Regions from separate parts of the Homo sapiens genome. Here all the other regions are linked to region 4. A link is a contact called in ENCODE Hi-C or POLR2A ChIA-PET data. All regions are on one chromosome and are shown on one strand. Each heading gives the region's core, a stretch centred on a gene start or an enhancer-like site at or near the end of the contact. The rest is flanking DNA. Distances are from core to core; before and after follow the strand shown.

What was found. Hi-C counts contacts between places; a loop is a spot of excess contacts on that map. ChIA-PET counts read pairs that join two places held with the same protein, here RNA polymerase II (POLR2A). Pooled maps may share reads with other maps.
Region 1: a map of naive thymus-derived CD4-positive, alpha-beta T cell shows a loop between it and region 4 (8-fold over the local background). The contact joins the enhancer-like site here to the promoter of HES1 in region 4. A Hi-C loop is called at or near these places in 1 of 168 maps with a recorded cell type or tissue (naive thymus-derived CD4-positive, alpha-beta T cell), 3 of 37 single-sample maps with no recorded cell type and 9 of 50 pooled maps.
Region 2: a map with no recorded cell type shows a loop between it and region 4 (4-fold over the local background). The contact joins the enhancer-like site here to the promoter of HES1 in region 4. A Hi-C loop is called at or near these places in 8 of 37 single-sample maps with no recorded cell type and 4 of 50 pooled maps.
Region 3: a loop to region 4 is called in a map of naive thymus-derived CD4-positive, alpha-beta T cell, with 5 times the contacts of the local background. The contact joins the promoter of LINC01972 here to the promoter of HES1 in region 4. A Hi-C loop is called at or near these places in 1 of 168 maps with a recorded cell type or tissue (naive thymus-derived CD4-positive, alpha-beta T cell) and 8 of 50 pooled maps. POLR2A ChIA-PET finds 5 or more read pairs at or near these places in 1 of 52 experiments (BJ).

Annotation. Positions count from the first base shown.
Region 1 is chr3:194,688,491-194,694,398 of GRCh38, reverse strand. It overlaps FAM43A (family with sequence similarity 43 member A), which reads right to left. Exons shown (of 1, transcript NM_153690.5): 1 at 5,362-5,908. Among named protein-coding and RNA genes, the nearest start is that of FAM43A, 5.6 kb to the right of the region's middle. RefSeq lists an enhancer at 4,700-4,819. Within about 2 kb of position 3,368, at least 8 of the 41 ENCODE cell types and tissues checked have a DNase peak (open chromatin) inside an H3K27ac peak, as active enhancers do.
Region 2 is chr3:195,115,533-195,121,152 of GRCh38, reverse strand. All of the region lies in intron 3 of XXYLT1 (xyloside xylosyltransferase 1), which reads left to right. Among named protein-coding and RNA genes, the nearest start is that of MIR3137, 16 kb to the left of the region's middle. RefSeq lists enhancers at 2,976-3,035, 2,769-3,309, 3,310-3,852. Within about 2 kb of position 1,497, at least 8 of the 41 ENCODE cell types and tissues checked have a DNase peak (open chromatin) inside an H3K27ac peak, as active enhancers do.
Region 3 is chr3:194,767,289-194,773,695 of GRCh38, reverse strand. It overlaps LINC01972 (long intergenic non-protein coding RNA 1972), which reads left to right and starts at 4,987. Exons shown (of 3, transcript NR_146990.1): 1 at 4,987-5,060; 2 at 5,179-5,281. The region is part of intron 3 of LINC01968 (long intergenic non-protein coding RNA 1968); the gene reads right to left. It overlaps LOC105374292 (a long non-coding RNA gene), which reads right to left. Exons shown (of 6, transcript XR_001741084.2): 3 at 1,425-1,540. RefSeq lists enhancers at 3,987-4,086, 4,202-4,496 and a silencer at 4,257-4,356.
Region 4 is chr3:194,132,558-194,138,235 of GRCh38, reverse strand. HES1 (hes family bHLH transcription factor 1) reads right to left here and starts at 2,088. Exons shown (of 4, transcript NM_005524.4): 1 at 1,748-2,088; 2 at 1,524-1,619; 3 at 1,188-1,275; 4 at 1-553. The coding sequence starts at 1,855. The coding sequence ends at 3. RefSeq lists enhancers at 1-164, 1,962-2,121, 931-2,130 and silencers at 195-394, 3,121-3,660, 3,731-4,010.

The DNA.
Region 1 (5,908 bases), core at 2,119-4,618, 550 kb before region 4:
TAAATCAGAGCTGCCTAAGACATATGCCTGTCCTTGAAGAATTCAGCCAACCAGGAAGGACACAAATGATTCATATCCATGATACAATGGCAAGAGCTTCTCCACCCACAAACTAGATCCACTCTTCTAGGATGGGGTCTCACCACACCAGATACCAAGGGTGGGAGCAAAAGAAGACGAAGTTCCCCTGGGGGCTGCACCCCACCCACCGGCAGCATTCTCCCCAGGAAGACAGACCCCCGGCCTCTTTACCTCCAGCGTCATGCATCTAGTACATATTCATTCACACTTGGTCTGGGGAGTAGGGGGTGGGGGGGGGGTTGCTGAACAATGTCAGAAATAGTTCTCATCAAGCAGCTACCATGTATGAAATGTGGGAGTACAAATAAGGGGGAAAGTAAGGGGAAATCCAAATGCCAGTTTCTGCCATCCCAAAGGGAACAATTTATTTATATGCCAGAAAAACTGGAGGCCTAGGCTGGGTGCAGTGGCTCACGCCTGTAATCCTAGTACTTTAGGAGGCCAAGGCCGGCGGGTCGCTTGGGGTCAGGAGTTCGAGACCAGCCTGGCCAACATAGCGAAACCTCGCCTCTACTAAAAATTTAAAAACATAGCTGGGCGTGGTGGTGTACGCCTCTAATCCCAGCTACTTGGAGGCTGACGCAGGAGAATCACTTGAACCCCAGAGGCAGAGGCTGCAGTGAGTGAAGATCATACCACTGCACTCTAGCCTGGGTGACAGAGAAAGACTCTGTCTCAAAAAAATAAAATAAAATAACTGGAGGCCTATTAAAAGCGCATCAGTCTAGGAGTTTGGACCCGTGGGTCTTGGTCCCTTAGCATGCCCTGGAGTTGCAGGATTGGTGCTGGCTGATGCCTCTGTGCTTGGTTTGCTTTTCCTTTAAAGCCTGGGCTATCTTTTCTTTCAGGCAATATAAGATATCAGCTAGGTTTGTGGAAAGGAGAAATTCAGATGGGGAGCTGTGCCATAGGGGAATGAGGTGTGAACTGGAGAAGGAGGAAGGGGTAGAGATGAAGAGGAGGGGAGAAGAGGAGGCCTTCAGAAATGTCACTCCCCATGGAGGGTTAGAAACAAGGTCCTTTTCTGGTACCACTGAGCAGCTCAAGAAAGAGGAAGGAAGGAGTGCCAAGTTCCAGGGCCATCTTCTCACCATTCAAACCACCAAGACGATGGTTAGTCAAGGCGCTCAAACTGGGTCACAAGAGCTTTAGAGCAAGCAGTGGGGGTTTGGTCTAGGGGACACTGGGCCTACGAACAGGGGTGAGCCAGAAGGAACAGAAACGGCCCCGGCTACTGGTCAAGCCAGATCCAGGTGTGGCCGCTGTAGTTTGGATATTTGTTCCCCCAAATCTCTTCTTGAAATTTGATCCCAGTGTTGGAGGTGGGGCCTAATGGGAGGTATTTGGGTCATGGAGGTGGATCCCTTATGAATAGGTTAATGCTCTCCCTGTGGGGAGACGGAGGCAATGAGTGATTTCTCTCTCACTCGAGAGCAGGTTGTCCAAAAGAGCCTGGCACTGCCCTTCTCCCTATCTCTTGCTTCCTTCCTCTTGCCATTTGATTCCTGCTCCAGTTCACCTCCCGCCATGAGTGCAAGCAGCCTGAGGCCTCACCAGAGCAGAAGCTGGCACCACACTTCTTGTACAGCCTGCAGAACCTTGAGCCAAATAAACCTCTTTCCTTTATAAATTACCCAGCCTTGCCAGGCATGGTGGCTCATGCCTGTAATCCCAGCACTTCGGGAGGCCAAGGCGGGTGGATCACTTGAGGTCAGGAGCTCAAGACCAGCCTGACCAACATGGTGAAACCCTGTTTCTACTAAAAAAAAAAAAAAGCACAAAATTAGCCGGGTGAGGTGGAGGGCACCTATATTCCCAGCTACTCGGGAGGCTGAGGCAGGAGAATCGCTTGAACCCGGGAGATGGAGGTTGTGGTGAGCCAAGGTCATGCTATTGCACTCTAGCCTGGGCAACAAGAGTGAAACTCTGTCTCAAAATAAATAAATCAATAAATATAAATAAATTACCCAGCCTCAGGTATTCTTTATAGCAACACGAAACGGACTAAGACAGTGGACATGTGCAACAAGCCTGGAGCAGAGAGTGCAGAGCGCCCTGGGCCTAGCACCCTCCTGGCTGCCTGGAGCCCTGAGTAGTTCCCCATGTGTCAGTCATGGCTCCTACCCCAGCAGTCCGTGCACATTTCTAGCTCTGTCATGCATCACTTAGCAGCAGATGCTGGGACTACTGATGCATACCACACAGAGGAAAGAGTTCTGCTTATTAAATTACTAAATCCTGTTTAAAAAGACGGCAACTTGCTCCTAATAGAATTTCTATGTTTCTCGTGATCCTTGGCAACTACAATGAGATTTTTAAATCTCCAGTATGGTGCCAGGGGTAGATTCTTCCAACCAGTTCTCTCTCTACTCACAAGCAGAACCCTCAAAAACAGCTCTGTCCCCTGGGAGGGAATTGTGCTTTCTTAGTATAACAGAGCCTTTCTAATTTGGTTAAAATCTGTTCTGCTGACTGTGGGGCAGTGAGAGGTGTTTCTTTAGGGAAACCATGTGTGTCCACACACGTGTGTGTGGAGGGGGTTCTCTGAAGCTGTCATAGTTGGGAGGGTATGAAATACTATTGTTTATTTTATGCCATTTTATTCCTCCCACCTTCCTGCTTACATATGCGACAAATGGTAGAAGTGAACATGGGATGTTTGTGCTGTGAGGAGTCGATGAATGCCTCCTCCCAGACTCACGCTGCCACCCCTGGAGGACCGCGTGCCGCCGGGAGTCACCCTGTTTTTCATGCAGTCGATGCTGCATTGTTGAACACGGAGGATTACCTAGGCTGGGAAAGAACGTGGAAAGTGTCTCAGTGCATTTAAAGTACCATCAGGTTAAGTCATGGAGAAACATGAGCCTCACTTTGCAGGAAAGAAAAGCTAAATTTGATGAGTAAACCAGACTTCAGGTGTTTTCTGGAAGGTGTATTTTATCTAATGACTTAGCTTTGCTTTTGTCGCTCCATTCTTTTCCCTCTGAGCTCCAGGAGCAAAGTAGTTTTAGGGTCTTTCTTTTATTTTCATTCAAAACATCTCTTCTTACTCTAGTGATATCATCCCTGGAAGACTGAGAAGTCAGAAGAGGTGAATCACGTGTCACCTTCACATCTCTTCTAGAATTACATCAGTCAGAGCTCTGAGGTGCAGTGGGGATCGATGCCAAAAAGCAGAGGGGAGGAAGGAGAGATGGGGAGGGCACAGACGGAGGAGGAAGGGAGCTGGCTCTTTCCAGCCTGCTTATTTTCTTCTTCCTCCTCCTCAACCTTCAAGCCCCCCTTCCTATTTATAAATCACATGAGAGGAAATATCAGACTTTAAAGAGATGGCTGCTTTATATTTATTGATGGTGTTGGTTTCAACACTATTTGCCTGAACTTTTGGACCAACCACCACATGCCTGTCAGTCACAGATGAAAGCCAACATTGGCATTCTCACAGGACACTTAAACTAGATAAGAATGAAGACACACAGACCCTGCCCTGTCTCCCAAGTATTAGCCATATTATCTTCACTCTGTCTCATCTCTTCATCAGTTTCAAACAGCAGAGGAACTTGGCTATGCATGGGAATAATTTCAAATGTGAAATCTAGTCACGCAGGCTAGTGATGGCCCACACAGCCGTCTGCTTATCAGGTGAGCACACTGGTGTGGAAGGGCTGGGATGGGTGGCTGGGCTGAGACTGGACTTTCCTGACCTCTCTCTAGCTGGGGTTTTTAATGTCATTCAATGATGTGTATCTGAGGTATTCAGGGAGAGGGATCGGGACGCACAACCAAGCCAAAATATAATAGATTCAAAGGCCTGGACGTCCTAAGGCCCTTAAGACTGAATTTTTTTTAAATGTTTTCCACTCAGCTGGGTACAGTGGCTCACGCCTGTAATGCCAGCACTTTGGTAGGCTAAGGTGGGCAGATCACCTGAGGTCGGGAGTTTGAAACCAGCCTGACCAACATGGAGAAACCCCATCTCTACTAAAAATACAAAATTAGCCCGGCGTGGTGGCGCATGCCTGTAATCCCAGCTACTTGGGAGGCTGAGGCAGGAGAATCGCTTGAACCCGGGAGGTGGAGGTTGCGGTGAGCTGAGATTGCACCATTGCACTCCAGCCTGGGTGACAAGAGTGAAACTCCGTCTCAAAAAAAAAAAAAAAATATATATATATATACACACACACACACACACACACACACACACACATATTTTCCACTCGCCCCCTTTGCTTTTCTTTTTTAAAGATAGTTCTATGCCTGAACCATTCCTGTTAATTAGGAAGAAAATCTTTCACCCCTCTTTCCTCTATGGTTCCAGTGAATTCCAGACTCCTTAGGATTTCTGGGTCTAGCTGCTCAGAACATATTTATGATGAAAACAAAGCAAAGTGGCCTCAGGACACCAGGGAAGGCCAGGAGTGAGATCCATTTCTGCAACACAGGAAGAGAGGCCTCAAGGGGCAAAAGGAAAATATAATTTGCAGAAGGCACAGTTTTGGCAGCATCTTATTACAACTTCCAGCTGATCGGGTGTAGCCAAACTAGAGACATCTGTTTGGAGTTTACAACAGAAACAAACACACAGAAAGCATGAAAGCGCTGAAACATGCACACCCATACCGCGCTCTAACAGCTCCTCTCCCCCTCGACCTTCGCGCCATCCCCCAACTGGGTCACACTGGGTTGTAGAAGGGAAGGAAATGGGCTCTGCAGCCTGCCCAGCCACCCACCCACCTGCACCGTGACTCACTCACACCAGGATCGGAACTTGTCAACTTTTCTCTCCTTGGTTTTCCTCCCAGGAAAAACAGAGATGGCCCCACTCCTCAGAGAACTCCTCTTTGGGTTTCTAGTTCATCTTTAAAGCTCCCTGAGCTGTTTGTAAAGGAAAAGATAAGGTAGTCTCCTTACGCTTGATTATTAGCATGGCCCACAGAAGGAGGTAGTAAAATCTCAGCAGATCTGGAAGTCACTCCTCCATAAATAACCTCACAGGTCTGGGAGTGCGATATGGAACTCACCGTGGCCTCTCCAAAAGACCAGAAAAAGATCACACAACTTAATTACTGAAAAATACAGGATAATACAAGAAAAGGCTGGTCCCAGACACAGCACCCAGAGTTGTGGAGGTCCAGGAAGGCCCCAGATGGCGCATAAAGTGGACCTTCCTTCCCTAATTCTCTCCAAGCACAGGAAAGGCCAAAGACTGTCTTATGACACCATCCCAGGGTCAGACACAGCCTCTCCCACCCCAACGCAGCAGTTCCAGACGCTCACCTGTTCTGTTAAATTTTCCTCTTTATTCTCTCCCCACTGGCGTGCAAACAGAACCAGAACAGTGCTACTTTTAAAAAATAACAAAATGTTTTATACACATTTCTGTATATACAACTGAACAACATTTTACATGTTTCTTTTGCACAGCAAAAGATATAAACATTCAGCTCTGAGAACACAGTTATGTACAGAAAAAAGTCAAAAATACTTCACAACAGTGCAAAAATATTTTACACAGTATCATGGAGTGAGATCTTTTGAGCAAGAGGAAGGGTGTGTGTGTTTCTAAAGGAAAACTCCTTTTTAAGATATTGGATGTCTTTAACTGTAAACAAAACGCGACTCTCTTTCATCTCCCCCCACCCCCCAAACAGTTATTTGAAGAATTTGGCAACATTTCAGGGGTCTGAGTCTGAGGTAAACAGCCAGAATTCTTGCACCAAAAAGAACCAAGGGCTAAAGGGTTGCATTAAAGCCTCAAACACCTTGAGAGCAAATTTTTTTTTTTTTTTAATGAGATGTCAGTGACAGCGCAGGGCCGCTCCCAGGG
Region 2 (5,620 bases), core at 248-2,747, 980 kb before region 4:
TTTGGTAGATGCAGCATTTCCAAGGGCATGGCCGGTGTGCTGTGGTTCCCGGGTGTTTGGGCCCTGGGAGCATGGGGGTGCTCACGGAGGAGGCAGCAGCAGGCTAGGTGTGGCCCACAGGCCACCCAGCTATATAATCTTAGCTCCAACACACGTCACACACCCTCACACTCTCCTGCCTGTGAGCCCCAGGGAGGTAGGGGAACACCACGAGCCTGATTTGCAGGTGAGGGTTTGGGGGAGTAAGCCCTAGGAACCCTGACTGTCTGGGAACAGGGCGGGGGCTGGCCTGACATGCAGGAGCTGTGCCAGCCAGGCCGCACACCCTCTCCGTGCTCTTCCAGCTTCTCAGGTGCCGTGAGCTTGCCTTGTCTTCCCCTCCGGGACCCCGCAGAGTCGGTGCTCAGTGACGGAGCCACGGAGAAGGGAAATCCTGACTCTGAATCCTGAATGAAATGGGTTTCACTCTCAGAGTTACTAAGCACTTTTCATGGAGCCATCCGAGGAGAACACTGCAGGGATAATAGCAATGCTAACGATAGTCATGGGAATACAGGGGTGTTTCTGTTGCTACAGCTGAACAGGAATAATAATGTTAGTTAATGTTATTGGGGTGCACCCTGTGCCAGGCACTGTGCTCAATGCTTGCTTTATATGGAGTGTCACTGAATCCTCACGGCAATGCTGTAAGGTCAATATGAATATTACTCCCATTTTCCAGATGAGAAAACTGAGGCACAGATGGTTTACACATGGTTCAAGGCCAGCCTCAGAGCCAGGATGTGGTGGAGCCAGGATTCCATGCCCAGCCTGAAGCTCTTTACCAGGCTTTCCTTCTCTGTGGCCATGGGGGCTGGGGCGGGGGGGGCATCTGAGCAGCAGAGGGCAGTGGTGGGGTTGGGAGGGGCACCCCCAGGAGGATGGGGCAGCTACTGTGTCAGAGTGGGTGGGGGTGAGGCCTTTGCTGGACGCCCAGGCTCTGCCCTCCTTTGAGTAGATCATCTTGTCCGTGGAACCTGGATAGAGGCCTTAGGCTGAAGACAGAGGAGAAATCTAAGCTTTTTGTTTTCAGAGAGAAAAGAGACAGCATGTGAGTTTTGAGTGGAATCTGATCCTAGAGACAGGCAGCCGGTACCCCAGTCACGAGCAGGAATCCTGCGGGCCCAGTGGGAACTTCCCATCCCAAGGGAATGCAGGGACAGGCTGCTCCCCCCGCCCCGCCCAGCCCCTGACCTCCCCCTGCCTTCCCTGCTTCAGCCACAAACCCCTTGACCTTGTTGTTTCAACTGCAGAACAGGCTCCCCAGCTATTGTTCTTGGAGATGATTCTGTGATCTTAGGACCTTTGAGAAAAGAACAAACAGCTAGGAAAACACAGGGTGGTTAAAAGATGTTTGTGATGTTTGTGCCGTATGGAACAAAAGAGGCATTCGGGAGACTCAGCATTGTTCTGCGGAGTGAGGACGAAACAGCCCTCGGAGGCCTCCTCTCATCTGGGGGCATCCAGCTCATTGTCGTGGAATGTAGCTCCAGCCATCGCTTCATTGTCAGGCCATATACTCTGTGCGGGGCCCGGGCTAGGAGTGTGTTTACACTTGATTCACTTGGAATCCTCTCCTGGTTTCTGATCCATTCTTTCTGTCTTCTTGTTGGGAAAAGTGGCTCATGTTATCACCCAGTCACTCATTTCATAGCAGCTACCCAGGTCCCTTACTGGATACCCTTCATCGCCTGTCCTCAGCAGGACCAATAAAGTCATATTTATACAGCAATCTAAGGTCACATAGTCATTTTATGTGATTTCCCTTATTGGATTTTTATATCAGCTTCACTATATATGTTATTTCCTTTTTTTTTTTTTTTTTTGTTTGAGATGGAGTCTCGCTGTGTCTCCCAGGCTGGAGTGCAATGGCGCAATCTCGGCTCACTGCAACCTCCACCTCCCAGGTTCAAGTGATTCTCCTGCCCTAGCCTCCCGAGTAGCTGGGATTACAGGCGCGTGCCACCACACCCAGCTAATTTTTTTTTTTTTGTATTTTTAGTAGAGACAGGGTTTCACCATGCTGGCCAGGCTGGTCTTAAACTCCTGACCTCGTGATCCACCCGCCCTGGCTTCCCAGAGTGCCGGGATTACAGGCATGAGCCACCGCGCCTGGGCTTATTTCCATTTTTTCAAAGACAAAACTGAGGCTCAAAGCAGAGAGGTGACCTGCCTGCTGATGTACAGCTAATGACAGAGCCCCAGAGGAACGCAGTGCTCTTAGAACCCCACTGAAGATTCCTCCTTCAGGGAACTACGTTTCGAAAGTTTACTACGTCACCTCCTTCGGGAATTCTGAAACATTGTGTACTCGTATCTTTACCCGTGAAAGCTGTTTCTGGGATTGGCGCTGTCAACTCCAGGCCCAGGTCTCTCTAATTCTGGGTTGGTAGGTTTTGCATTAATGAGATTTAACTCACCATGGTTCATTTCTCCCTTTGCAGTCCCTTGTGTATGCCCCTGGGGCATAGGTGCCTGTGGCAAGTCTGTGAAGGCTGCATTCTCCCCCAGCTTGGAATGCCCAGTGCCCCTGCTGCAGCCCACAGCCCTTCAGAAGGTGATTGCAAGGAAGCCAAGCCTAACCTCATCTTCCGTTCCTTCTGCCATGTCCACACCTGGCGTCACCTGTGCAGCCTTTCCTGCATGAGTCATGGCCAGGCAAGCTCGGTGACATGCACTGGGAGCCCGGTGTGGAAGCTGGGAGGCAGTCATTGTGTAGTCACGCTAGTGGTGGCCACGGGCCATGGGGCTCCTAAGGAAATTAGAAGGACCTTTGGAACTGCCTTCCTCCCCACCCTGCTCTGTATCTCCTTCAGAGTTTTTCTGATAGGGGTAGTGCTGACTTGTTCCTTGGGAAGGCTTGGAGATTTGGGGTCTTCGCCTGCATCTTATCAAAATCCCTGTGTCTCACTGGAGGAGTAAGAACCTGACCTGCCATCAGGAAATGCCTTAGATGAGTGCTCAGCACCGGTGGCAGGACTGGGGATGTTTAGTTAAGATAAGAGAAAGCCCAGGGGGGCATTATCTCTGTCTTCATATGGGACAGGAAATGTACTTGTTCCTTGTGGCTCTAGGGGGCAGGACGTGGAGCAGAGAGCAGAAGCGTTAAGGGGTGAAATTCAGCATCATGTGAGAAAGAACTCACTAAAAAGTCATTTTCAAAAAGTAGAACATGCTGCCCTGAGCAGAGTGAATTTCTTCTTCCTGGAAATTTCCAAGTGTTATTCCGACGGGGAGGCTGTGGCCCAGGGGCCCAGGAATGGGAACTCCAGTGCTGAGTGGCACTGAGATGGCCACTGACCTTTACACTTATTGGCATGTAATTAGTCCCCTCCACAGTGTCCTGTAGTGACAGCTACCCACAAGAGCTGAGCTCCGGGCAGGCACCACAGAGGGAAAGAGGGCCAGGGACCCCTCATTCTTATTGTTTCCCTGGATGTGTGCATGCATGTGTGCGTGAGAGAGGGGGGTGCATGGAGTTTTTCCCTTTGTTTCCACGCTACCCCGACCCCTACTCCACACCAAATAACTCATTTAATAACTTGGAATCCTCCCATATGTTTATCTGTGCTTATAAAAGTCATAGACACTTATGACACACATCAACACATAGATACATGTACAAGTTTTTAAAAATTGTTTTATAAAAATGAGATCATATGAATCAAATTTACTGCATGTTGCTTTTCTTGCTCATCAGTACTTCATAGAAAAATCCCTCAAGTTCACTGGTATGCCTCTCTTATTTCATTCTGCTAATGTAGTCCATAGGATGGATGGCCCACATCTGATTCAACATTCTTACTTTGATGGCATTCATTTTATCTCTAGTTTTTTCACTTATAAATAATGCTTCCACAAACATTCTCATTTGTACATATGGACGCGTGTGTGTATGTGTCCTTCCGAGCTAGTGCTTTTATTTCCCAGGCATAGATTCCCAAGAGTAGGAGTGCTGAGCTGAAGGGGATGTGTGTGTGTGTGTGTGTGTGTGTGTGTATACACTATATATATATAGGATGTTTCCAGATTGTTTTCCCAATAAACTACAGCAATTCTCACTTCCATTAATAGTACATGAAGGCACCTGTTTCCACATCCCCGTAGCATCAGTTGTGATTTCCTTGTTTGTGCTGGCTGGGCTGATGGGTGGGCAGTAACACTTCATTGTTACTTTGTTTCATTTCTCTGACCCCTGGTGTGCCTGAGCATTATTGTATAGGATTATCTGCCATCTGGATTGCTCTTCCCCCAATCACCTGTGGGACCTTTGCCTGTTTTGCTCCCGAGGTTCCAGAAAGGAGAACAAGGCTTTCTGGGTCAGGCAGGCAAGCAAGTGTGTTTCCGTCTCAGCCTTTACCTGGTCCTGGAGATGGTCAGCCCTCAATGACTTACCTTCCCTTTCCCTTCTGCACAGTTTTTAGAGTCCCCAGAAATGGGAAATTAAATCTTATTCTCCCAAGCGTCCCAGGGTAAGGGTGAGGGAGAGAGCAGGAAATAGAGTTGCAAGCCGGTGAGAGCTGATAAGTTGTCCTGTGGATTGGTTCTACTGTCTCTCTCTTGTGTTTCCTGGGCCAAGTTCCCTCCCTTCTTGCTGATGTGCACTTGGCAGTGCACCTGTAAATAGTTTGGATCTTGACTGATGTTTCTGAAGCTTCAAGTCTCACTACTCAAAGTGTAGTTCATGGACCAGAAACAGAATCTCAGACCCCACCCCAGACCTACTGACTCAGAATCTACATTTTAACGAGATCCCCAGATAATTCACAGAAACATTAAAATTGGAGAAGCATTGGCTTAAAGCATTCTGGTTAGAATTTGTGAGGGGAAACAGACACGCTTAGAACTTACTTGCCCAGAAATGTTGCTGCAGTTGAGAATGTTTTAGATGTGTCAGTAGATCCAGCATGGTGCAGATTCCACCGCTCGTGGTGGCATGCCTTCTTTCTCTTGCTCTTGAGATCTCATAGTGCATGTCACCTACCAGAACACAGCGCCCCTCTGCCTTGGGTGACAGGAAAGCTCAACACACCCCAATCCAGCTGCTTCTCCCTGTCGCTGAGTCTTATAGGCCCATCAAGTCCACGTAAACAACCTGTTTTAGATAGCCCGACTCCGTTTGTGGCAAATAGTGCATGCTTCAGCTGCCTGACTTGAGTTTCCTGCCATCTCCTGAGCGGCCCAGCTCCTTATCACTGTCCCTGTCACCTGTCCTCGGTCTTTGTCTCCTGAGCCTGAGGACAGCCTCAGCGCCTCCAGTTTTCATACAGAGCTGCCCCCATCAGACCCTCTCGCCCTCTGACAAAGCACTGTTAGTTACTCTCTAGATAACCGAGGTCCGGTCCTGGCCTGCACCTGCCGCCCTCCTTCCTCCACCTCGGACGTGAACACCTCAGCTCAAAGGTGAGAGCGCACACGGTGTGCTGCCGGAGCCAGACGAGGGGGTTACTGCTCCGCACCAGATGAAGGGAGTCGTCCTGTAAATAGCTGTGCTTTCCAAACCACTTCCACTGTGGCTCCTGAGGCCTTCACGCGTGCTCGGTTTGCCAGGCAGGGTTTATCAACCAGGGATCGCGTAGGA
Region 3 (6,407 bases), core at 3,738-6,237, 630 kb before region 4:
ATCCAATTCAAAGCCACCTTCTCCCAGACATCTTTTCTAACATCCCATTCCCATCCCCTTCCCTCTCTCCCAACACCACTGAGCTGGACAGGACTCTGAATTCCCACCTGCAATTTCTAGAGCCCCCTCTGTGCCTCTTTTCAGGCACCTAGCATTGTGCACTTATCTGCAGGTGGATGTTCTCTCCTTCCTTGGACTGTGAGCCCCCATAGGGCTTGTGTGACTCATCCTTTATCCCTCCTCTGCCCTACTGCCCAGCACACACTAAATGTCCTATTGACCTAAGGAGGTCAGTACTGGCAAGCCAAAGACTGCAGAGCAGACGATGCGACAGAGCCAAGGAACGCCCTTCAGAGACGACCCAGCCAGGAACTCCAAGAAGTGACTAACAGGAAGTGTCAGAGAAGAGCATGAAAGAGCAGGATTTGGGAGACGAGAAAGAGCAGGGCTTTGGGCTTGCCACAAGGTAACCTGGCCCCTGAAGTCAGAGTCACGGGAAGACTGACCTCCACTCCATCTGAGGAAGAACTTCCCAGGAGAAATGCCCAGATTCAGAATGGGCTGGCAAGAAAAAGGGTGAGCCACCCCTCTACTGGCAGTGCATAAGCATTCCGGTTAACTTCTGAGAGTGTTTTTGTGGGGGCCTTATTCTATTTGCATTTGAGGTGTGCACATTAATAATTCTTTCATTAGACTCACGTTGCACCTTGGCACGCAGAGTGTGCACTCATGGGCTCACAGATGAAGGCATTTAATGAGCCGGCAGCTCTCCCCGCAAGGCAAGCCTGCACGGAGCTTGGCAGCAGGCTCATTCCCTCGGAGTCGGCTGGGCACAGCACATCATGTATCGCGGGCAAACTGGCTTTGTGTTTTCATTGGGGGTGGTAAGTGTGGGAGGGGGAAGTAGATGTATGGGGTAAGTGTTACTCTGAAAGAATTCTAAAATGTGAGAGAATGCCATTCCAGTGAATTTCCTACCACACACACCTGAACACCCTTGAGGGATGGGACATCCCTGCTCCTGTCAGAAACCAGGCTAAGCCCAGCGGTGCCTCTCACCGAGGGTAGGTGGAGGATGTAACTAGACAGCCCTTCCCTAACACAGATACTCTTTGACCAGCCCAACTTCCTTGTGTTCTAAGTGGTGGAACAGTGCCCCAGAGAGGGGATGTGGCCTCCCTAAATGCTAAGATGAGCCAGGACTCCTGCTCCTGGACCCAAGTGCCAGGACTAAAAGACTAGAGGGGGAACTTACACAGGGGAAAGGTGGCCTTAGGGCAGGCAGTGAGCCAAGAACCCCTTCCCAGGAGCTGGACCCAGAGTGATTCTTCAGTCCCTCCCAATAATGTCCCTGGGAATAAAACTCCCCATCTCCCGACGCCCTTCTCCATATATCCAAACCCTGCACATCCCACAAGGCTCACCTCAGATGCCAGCTCCTCCTTTCATCTTCCCATCAAACACCCCGACTCTAACCAGACGTGAGCTCTCTGGCCTCTTGGGGACTCTGCACTTCTTCATGGCTCAGGTCAGACTGCATCTGGAATTACAGTTAGATGTGCGTATACCTTCTTGATGACCCCTGACCATGAATTCCTTGGGCTTATCTTGCTCCTTCTCCTGACTCCCTCGCTCAATGCCCAGCCTAGGACCTGACTCAAATGCATTCAACAAACACAGGCTGGATTGCTGACATCCCTTTGCTTTTTGCCCACTAGCATTACAAGACCACATTGCTTACTGTTAGCCAGCACCAGGGCCTTCCCCACAAAGCAGACATACTTCCCTGTCTCCTTTCCACTTCTTTTGGATGAACAAGAACAGCCTCTTGCGCCTCCTTATTGCAAACTTCCTGGACACCCCCCACTGTCTCAGATAATCACCAGGGCTGAGGGGCATTCTCCAAAGCCCAGGAGGCCCTCAGTAGATAGGGTGTTGTTTGATGGACAGCTTTCCCTCCTGCGAAGCCCTGGTGAACAGCTCTAATGTCACCAGCAACTGCCATCTGACTCCCTAACACTGGCTGGAAGTCTTTTCCTATTTGCCCCCAGGAATGCCAAACTCAGTGAGCTGAGCTCTTCTTACAGCTGTCTGACTCCTTTGCATCAAACATTCCTCCTGAGATTGTAAGAACTAGAATGACTAGTTCCAGCCACTCACCTTCTTCTGCCTATGAGGAAGAATCCAATTAATGCCAAAATAGCCTATACTGTTCCAAAAGTCTGGCCTTTTCCAAAAACCCTAGCTCTTTCCACAAAGAAGCTCAAGAAGCTCCAGAAGAAATTCAGTGTTCTCCTCAAAAGCAGACACCAACTTGGTGGACCATAGGTGCATCCTGCAGAATCCCTAACAAGTAAGTGATTCAGAATGGAGGGGCTGAAAGAGAAGCAAATAGCCCCATGAGCCTGAGCCAGAGAAGCGGATGCTTGCAGACCTTGGAGAAAGTTTTCACCACCCTCATCAGCCCCATGGTTTCCCATTGTCTACAAAAAAGTTAGATTATTTTGTTCAGGATTCAGATACTTCACATCATGACTCCTATCATTCTAGTCTCATCTCCTTCTAAACTTCCAAGCCACTAGCCCCCTTGGAGCATTCATGCCTTTCAAATACACCCAACCCATTCCATTTACATGTTTTGTTCCAGCTACTGAAACATCTTTTATCTTAGGTTGGATTCTCAGACCCTTAGACAAGGATTCAAGTGCAAGTATATTTGGGACAGAAAAAACCAGCAGGATAGTGGGGAACAAAAAGAAGTCAATAAAGGGTACTTTTTTCAGCAGGTTCCCATTGTAGCAACTAACAGTTGATCCTACCTGGGAGACAGTGTAGGGCTCACTTCAGAATTGTCCTCAGCCAAGAGTAGAGAGAGGAAGTTGTGGGTATTTGTCCACCACTCCCATCAGTCACAGGTGTGGGTTTCTGCTGGGCGGGAGGGACATGGACTCTTCGGCATGCAAGTTCAGCTTGCACCAGTGAAAAGCCAAGGGGACACGGGCAGTGGGCCAAGGGGTCTGCTCCCCCTTTACGTCCCTCCTCCTTTCCCCACCACCACTTTTTAGTTTACCCAAATGACCCACTCATCAGGGTTCAATGCCATCTCCTCCCAAAAGCTTTTCTAACCTTTCATCAGAACCAATGACTCTTTCCTTTGGTTTCCACAAACAATCAGAGTACAACTGTGAGAAAAATCCTTTAGGTTTTACCCTTCACTCTGCTTAAGAGTGAAAGTCTTAATTGACAACTGGGCAGAATGGTGTTGGCGCGGCCAGGCGCGGTGGCTCATGCCTGTAATCCCAGCACTTTGGGAGGCCGAGGCAGGCAGATCACGAGGTCAGGAGGTCACAAGGTCAGGAGATCGAGACCATCCTGGCCAACATGATGAAACCCTGTCTCTACTAATAATACAAAAAATTAGCTGGGCATGGTAGCACGCGCCTGTAGTCCCAGCTACTCGGGAGGCTGAGGCAGGAGAATGGTGTGAACCCGGGAGGCAGAGGTTGCAGTGAGCCAAGATTGCACCACTTCACTCCAGCCTGGGCAACAGAGTAAGACTCTGTCTCAAAAAAAAAAAAAAAGAAAGAAAGAATGGTGTTGGCTCTCGTTCTCATTCCTTGATTTATTTCCTTTCTGCTTTGCATGAGGTGGTGTCTGTGACCCATGTACTCATAGCAAGTCTTTGAACCCATCAACATTAGAAATTAGAAAATACCTCTCAAAAAGCAGCATTGATTCTGTTGCCTAAATATATTCTTATTGCAAAAATAAAAATGTAAATGATGTCATTTGAAGCAGTGCATGGTTATTGCTCTTATAATACAATAGTAAGTCTTATTTGCATAAAGAGATATCTACAGTCCTATAAAAGTAAGAATGAATACCTAAATCCAAACTGCTCCTTCAAGTTACCTGGAACTGTGATATTTGCATACACCGAACCATCTACTCTTGTTCTGAAGAGGAGAGAATGAAAACTAAAGGAAACAAAGAATCAAAGAAGCCTTGAACCCACGGTGAGTGGAACCCTGAAGTGATCGGAGGACAGACTGGCATGTGGCAACCTTATTCTGTTCCTTCAAAGCAGCTACTGAATGTTGCGGTGAGCCCGGGAAGAGGACTGTCCTGCCTGCAGTCCTACAGAGGGAAGAGCTGTGCTTAATAAGTTAAAAAGCTGGGGCTTCTACCAAGCCACAGAAGAAGCCGGAGACAGTGTGTGCACATCTGCAAGCAAACAGACGCGTGTCTAACCCGGGGCGGCCGCGCTTCCCCTGCTTAGAAATCCATCATCTACAAGGGGTGGGGCCTGAGGAGCGCAACTCTCACTTGTTACTTTAGAAATCAATCATCTACAAGGGGTGGGGCCTGAGGAGAGCGGGCTTCCCCTGCTTAGAAATCAATCATCCAGAAGGGGTGGGGCCTGAGGAGCTTGGCTCTCACTTGTTACTTTAGAAATCAATCATCTACAAGGGGTGGGACCTGAGGAGGGCGGGCTTCCCCTACTTAGAAATCAATCACCCACAGGGGGTGGGGCCTGAGGAGCGCGGCTCTCACATGTTACTTGAGTTTTACCCAGCAGGTGGGAAGTCCAGAAGGCTGACTCGGTCTCTAAAATGCAGCAGAACCTGTGGCGACCACAGCCACCCAACAGCAAAAGAGGCAGCAGAGGCTGGGTGAGCACAGGACTGAGAATTCATGGAGAAAGTTCTTGAATTTAAGGGAGAGGTGAGACCATTTAATTGGCCAAAAAGGCCCAACTCTAAGAGCCGACCTGCAAGAAGCCAGCCCGGCAGCTTCTCCCATCACCACTCCCAGCTGCAGGTGGGCTGCCTGCTGTCCTTACCTCCCAGACAAGGGGGATCATGTCCTCCTTGGGGTCACCGTGGACCAGTGCGCACTTCTGTGGCCTGTTTTGCTCGCTGCACTTACCTACTGTGACACCACTGTTGCCGACACAGCCACCTCCGTGCGGGGGGTCCCTGGGGCAGACGCCCTGCTATCCTCATCTTAGGATACCCAGTTCCCAACACAGTGCCTGCTGCAAATTATCAGTAATAACAGTAAGTCTTTGTCACGTAATGAGTTACCTTTCAGTCTCTCTGCAGTCTCTTTCCTCCCAATGCCCCTTGGCTGCTCCCGAAGCCCTGACTCCTGACCTCCTGCCCCTTCTGTCTCCAGGGCCATTAACTCCCCTGCTGGTCCCTATCCATGGAGCCCATTGACAGATGAGTTTGATTCTGGACCTAAGAAGGACAGTTAACAGACACAGATATCTTTTAAGGTGAGGAGTGGGTATCGGATACCTGAAAGAGAAAAAGCCTACCAAAACCAACCTTATCTTCCTACCAATCTACCCACTAAGAGAGAGAAACCAGAATATTTTTGCCGGAGAATTATAATAGAGACTCACATCTACCCTCCTTCCTTCACTCAAAAGCCCTGCCCATCCCTCAGCACACATCTCAAAGAGGAACTGCCCCATGAAGCATTCCTGATCCCCAGCCAGGTGTGATGGTCTGTCCTGCGAGCCCCCCACAAGGTACCTTTTCTATGGCACTCACAATTTACTGCCTTCTACTGGATTATCAGTGACCAGACTACAGGTCCTGGTGGGCAGGGGCTGGGTCTGATTCACTGTGGTCCCACCTCACCCCAGCTCTACTCCCACCCCAGGCCCTGCCCAAGACGGGAGGTAAGCTGACTACATTGGTTTGAATAGGGTAAAAGGAAGGACAGCCAAGAGCATAATGCGGCTCAGATGAATTTCAGTTTAACTTTCCCAGAAGTTAAACTTCCCACTCATCAAGGTTCAATGCCTTCTCCTCCCAAAAGCTTTTCTAACCTTTCGTCAGAACCCATGACTCTTTCCTTTGGTTTCCGCAATCAGAGTACAACTGTTGGAAAAATCCTTTAGGTTTTGCCCTTCACCCTCTTAAGAGTGAAAGTCTTCATTGACAACTGGGCAGAATGGTGTTGGCTCTGAGCCAGCCTCTGAGTTCTGAGGCTGAGGGAGGTGCTATCCACCTGGCCCAGGACCTCCCGTCCTGGGCTCTTGGCAAGGCAGCTGACTCTCCCTGTCCTCTCCTAGCCCTACCACAACATTCCTGGGCATATCATCCCACTCACAAGGAGGATTCTTCTAGTGTTTATGAAGGCAGGGTTGGGCAAGACCCGAGAAGTGAGGAGCTAACAGACGGCTCTCCCCCAAGGCTGGTGTCCCCTCCTGCAGCATGGCTGCCAACTAGCCCCCCAGCCTCGGCTGCAACAACCCCACCCATGGGGAGCTAACAGCACTGCTCTTAGACAGCGGCGTCCGTGGGGCACTTTGCTTAGACCCACATCCTCCCTCCCAGCCCAGTTCCACCTCTTTGGGCTGCACAGAATGAATCTGCTTCCTTCCCCAGGTA
Region 4 (5,678 bases), core at 839-3,338:
CCTCAGTTCCGCCACGGCCTCCACATGGAGTCCGCCGTAAGCGAGGGGCCGCTGGAAGGTGACACTGCGTTGGGGCCCACGGAGGTGCCGCTGTTGCTGGTGTAGACGGGGATGACAGGGCCGCTGTGCGCGAAGGCCCCGTTGGGAATGAGGAAAGCAAACTGGCCATCGGGAGCCGGTACCACCTGGAAGCCTCCAAACACCTTAGCCGCCTCTCCAGCCTGGCTGCCCAGCTTGCAGGGGGCGCCGCCGGGAGGGGGCGCCGCGCCCCCGGGGATGGGCACGAGTGGCGGCGGCGGCGCGAACGGCGCGTGCTGGGGGCCGCCGGGTCCCGGTGGGGGCGGTGGCGGCGCCTGCAAGGCGGGGTGCGGCTGCCCGGGGTAGGTCATGGCATTGATCTGGGTCATGCAGTTGGCCAGGTGGCCGAGCAGCCGAGTGCGCACCTCGGTATTAACGCCCTCGCACGTGGACAGGAAGCGGGTCACCTCGTTCATGCACTCGCTGAAGCCGGCTCGGTACTTCCCCAGCACACTTGGGTCTGTGCTCAGCGCAGCTGCGGGCCAGAAAGAGACAGACGGGTCACCGAACGGCCCTGGCCCCGTGGCCACTGCCTCCGCCCTGGGAGGTCCCTGTGGCGCGCCTCCCTGACCATGCGCCCGTGAAACTGCCTCCGGCAGGGAGGGTGAGATGGGTTTAGAAAAAACCAGCCACCTCTCCACACTAGCGTTGCTGCCAAAAGCCGAGCCACTCCTTCCCGATTCCCTGTAGCTGCATTTAAACCTATCTCAGCCCCAGATCTGTCACCCCCACCCCCGCGCGCGATGTGACCTTGGACAATGCCTCCCAATCCATCATCCAAGCCTCATTTCCCCTTCTGCAACGGGAAGGAGTGCTAAACCAGTGACCCCCAGGCTCCACGCAGTTCCAAACCGCCACAGTCCTAAGTCCTTTCGCCCCTACCCGGCGCCCGCCACCCTCGCGGCTGCAACCTCTTTCCCTCCCTTTCCGGAACAGTAACAACTTGGAGTTGTGGCTATAAATAAGCCCCAGACCGTGGGAACGCAAGAGTGAGCCAAGGCAGTAAAATGTAGCTGAATGCCTCTCACAACCACGGGCGGAAGTCTGGAAGAAATCACCGCGAGGCGAGCGGGACGCCCGCACAGGGGGACGCGGCGAGCCGCCCTCACCCGTCATCTGCGCCCGCTGCAGGTTCCGGAGGTGCTTCACTGTCATTTCCAGAATGTCCGCCTTCTCCAGCTTGGAATGCCGCGAGCTCTGCATAGAGTAGGCAAGAAAGGAAAGTGAGCCCCGTGTCAGCTGCTTCAGAGTGCTGGGGGTCCCTCCTCCCGGCCACGGAGCGCAAGCATTATCTCTGGACCCCAGCGAATAAGGCCGGGCCCTCCCGCCTGGGAGAACGCAGTACCAGCGAGTGCCAGACCCCGCAGGGCGGGGGGTTTCACTCTTAGTAGCTGAGAAAGTGTTTGTTTTTTAATTAAAAGAGCGAGCAGCATTTCCCCACTTACATCTTTCTTCAGAGCATCCAAAATCAGTGTTTTCAGCTGGCTCAGACTTTCATTTATTCTTGCTCTTCGTCTTTTCTCCATAATAGGCTTTGATGACTGCAAATAAAAAAAAGAGTTCTGTGTTCCCATGGAATCTGCCATCCCGGGGTTTCAAGACAGAAAGAAGCCCCCCAACCCCTACTTAATTTTGAGGGGCTGCAAAGAGATACAGGTACCGCCCTTACCTTTCTGTGCTCAGATGCTGTCTTTGGTTTATCCGGTGTCGTGTTGACACTGGCTGGGGTAGCAGCCACCGGGGACGAGGAATTTTTCTCCATTATATCAGCTGGCATTTTCCTTTTTTTTTTTTTTTTATCTCTAGAGAATTTTATTTTTGGAGTTCTTCACGAAAAAGAATTTTTTGTTTGTGTCTCTTTTACTTGAGACTTTCACAAAACTACTGAGCAAGTGCTGAGGGTTTATTATATTTTGTGGCTACTTGGTGATCAGTAGCGCTGTTCCAGGACCAAGGAGAGAGGTAGACGGGGGATTCCGCTGTTATCAGCACCAGCTCCGGATCCTGTGTGATCCCTAGGCCCTGGCGGCCTCTATATATATCTGGGACTGCACGCGAACGGCTCGTGTGAAACTTCCCAAACTTTCTTTCCCACAGTAACTTTCAGCCAATGGGAGGAGGAGACACGCGGCACCGCTCGTGGACCGCGCCCCCCCATTGGCCGCCAGGCACAAGGTCTGGCGGCCAATGGCGCGCGCCTGAGCCCAGGGCACCGGAGGCTACAACGTCAATCAAAAGGATTTTAACCCTTTGCTACTCTCCCTCTGGGCTTTGGTTTAGAGATTTTTTTTTTCTTTCCGCTTTGGTCTTGATCTTGTCTATTTCTTTTGGAGCCAGGGTCTTTGCTCTTTATGCCCTCTCTCATATGTAACAGAGCTGCTTTGACTGTAGTAAGTTCATTTGAAACATATTTTTTTTAAAGGTATAAACAATAAAGAAAAAAACAGCAGTGGTTAAAAGGGGGCGGGGGGAGGGGGGGACGGGTGTAAGAATGTGAGTTACCGACACATCTAAAGTTCCCGCTCAGACTTTACATTCAGGAGGGTGAAAGTAGATGGTAAAGGAAAAGGGCCAAAAAAATTTTCCTGTTTCCATGCAGAAAAAGGAAAAATTGCCTTCTACCTCACAAATGCAGGTTTTTCGGAGCAAGGTAGTTCTTGAATCCCACCCCCACCCCGTCTTTCAGAAATTCCTCGTTTGGATTTGGGGCCTTAGACCCCGGGCTTCCCCAGGAAACAATCAGAATAATTTCCAACTGGGTGGAAGGAAACGGTATTTCAAATGAAAAAATGAACAAGGGGGGCTCCGAGGGCAATGACTCAGGGACTCGCGCCCTCCTTCACCACCCTTTCCCTTTTCATCCGTAGGCTTTAGGTTCTGCGGCGCGTTGAGGTGGCGGGCAAGGAAGCAGCCTCTCCCTCCTCGCCCCGCGGGCGGCCTCGGCCCCCGGCGCCCGCGGGCCCTTTAAGAGCTACACCAGCCGAGCTGCAGTTTGACATCAGCCGGCCGGCGTGGGCGCGCCTGGAGCCGGAGCACGTGCCAGGATGTTTTATTGCCGCCGCGGCTGCGGCCGGGCCGGGAGGATGTGTGTGTGCGTGCGTGTGTGAGTGAGTGTGTGTGCGCGCGCCCCGGGGGCAGGGAGGCGGGGGGCGGCGACGGGCGGCGGAGAGCGGGGGCCGGTTCCTGGTCCCCGGGAGAAGCCAAGAAGGTAAATAGCAGCTGCTGTGCTCGAGCCTGGGAAAACCCCGCCCCCTGCGCCTGGCCCGGGCTCATTGGCGCGCGCTGCGTGTGGGGGGTGTGTGTGTGTGTGTGTCCGGGGCCCCCTCCTCCGGCCCCGCCGGGCCAGGAATCCGAGGGGGCGGCGGGCTGGGAGCCGAGCCCCGGCGCTTACCCTCTCTCCCCACCCCCGCCTCCCCAGGCCAAGGTCAGCTCTTCCCGGCGGGGAGCGCACACCCGGGGTGGAGAGTGGGGAATTCTTCCAACCCCCGCCTCCCCACCCTCACTTTCGGGCTTGGGGTTTTCACTCGGCCGAAAGCCGCATTCGCAACAGCCCGGGGGCGAGGTGGGGGCCTCCAAGTTTGCTCCTCGCCCCCGCCCTCTCCCCGCGGGGCCCTGGGCGCCCGCCGCGGTCACGGGATGCCTGACCGCACTTAGGAAGCGGCCGGGTCAGCCTCCTGCCTCCGCTCGGCGACTGCGGTTAAAGCGGCTTCGCGCCGCCCGCCCCTTCCCCGGGTCCCGGGCGGCCGGGCCGCTCCCCCTCACTACGCCCGGGAGGCCGCCGGCGGGCGCCCGGGAGGAGGCGGGCGGCGCGGGCGGCTGCGTGCTGCCTGCTGGCCGGGCCGCGCGCCGGGAGGAGTCGCCGCCGCCGCCGCCGGGTGCCACGTGGCGGGCGCCGGGCCGGGAGCGCCAGGGCTCTGGCGGCGGCCTCCCTGGGGGATTTGCCGAGCCGGGCGGGCGGCGCGCACTGCCTGGGCCGGCCGGCCGCCTCCTCCGCCTCCCTCCCGCCTGCCCGGGTCGCCGGCCCCCGTGCCCCCACCCCCCCTCCGCCCTTCCCGCCGCCTGGGAGCTCGGCTCGCGGCTCCGGGCAGCCCGGGAGCCCAGCGTCTTGTTTGATGTGGCCTCCCGCCCCCTCAGCCCTTCCCGCGTCCCGGAGGCCTGGCGCACGGTTCTCAGACACTTCATTCCTTCCGGCCTCCCAGCTCCCCACTGAGATAACGTTGTCAATGATTTCGCCAGATCTCGTCCCGGATGAGATTCAGTGGTTCCTGACTCTGGGTGACCTTGGGCAAGCCCCCCTCTCTCTTTCATTGTGGAACACACGCGCAGTGTCAGACACTGTGTTAAACCCTGGGATTTCCACGGTGAGAGATACAGTGGCGGCCTGCTAGAAGTTGACAGTAAACTGCGGGGGCAGACAGACGCTGATTTTCTGATTGATGACTGGACATTCCTTTATTTTTCCTTTCTTTTCTGAGTTAGGTGGTGGCTTGAGAGATCAGGAGGACAGAAACAAAATATGAAACCATACTTGTATGGATAACAGTATTGCTGGTCTACCTGGGTTTACAGCAGTGAGTAAGACCGTTATTGCTCTCTGGAAGCTAACAGTCTAGAGATACATATAAACGTGTACAGCTGACATCTACGGATGGCCCAGTAAATTCCTCTGGGAAGTCGTAGGTTCAAGAGAGACGTATGTCTGGATAGAGGTAAAATGCTATGGAGTTTCAGGAGAATTAAGTTACTTTTAAGTTGGGGTACCTTGGAAAACTTCCTGGAGGGATTGGCCTGTGTACCTTGAAAAATAGGTAGGATTGGGGCATTGGGAATGTGCTTAGTCGTGGGCTGGAGAGGATGCAGGTACCCATGGTATTAAAGGCCAAGATCCTGGAACTTGAAGACTTTATTCAGGGAACATGGTCTGGAGCCTAGGGAATGTGAGGGACTGGAAGAGGCAGCTTGAGGCCATGTCACAAGCTCCTTAAACATCTTGCTGAAGGACTTTGGACCTTATCTTTAGACAGTGGAGAGCCATGAAACATTCTTGAGCAAAGAAGAGGCATCAGGGTTTCCCTTTAGAAAGATGGCTCTGGCAAAAGTGGGAGAGTGGATTGCAGGGCTTGGAGGCAGAAAGGGCAGTTAGGCAGTTCAAGCCAGTGAAGAAGGTTCCTAGGAGGCAGGTGCAGACTGACTCCCAGAGGCATCTGTCTACATCCAGCTCCTCTGGACATTGACCGCACGCTCTTGGGAACTGAGTTCAACTCAAACCTGCCTACCCTTTAATGCAGTGTTCCCAACCCCCAACCAGGAACTCAGGAACTCAGATTTAATTCCTGAGTCTAACTAAGGAATCATGGCTCTGACCGTATTAACCTAAGCCTCATTTCCACCTTCCAGGATAGTCCTCCAGTCTGCAACCAAACATTTCCCTCATCGAAGGCTTTGGTTTACTCACTGTTGCCCCTAAGGCTACTCTGAGATTTTTTTTAAAAAATGTTTTCTTACACTGCAGAGTGAGCTGTGCCCTGTCATGTTCTGAAGAAATGATGAACAATGCCTCCTTTGTTGACCTGCAACCTGGGCCAAAGGGGAAGGAATTT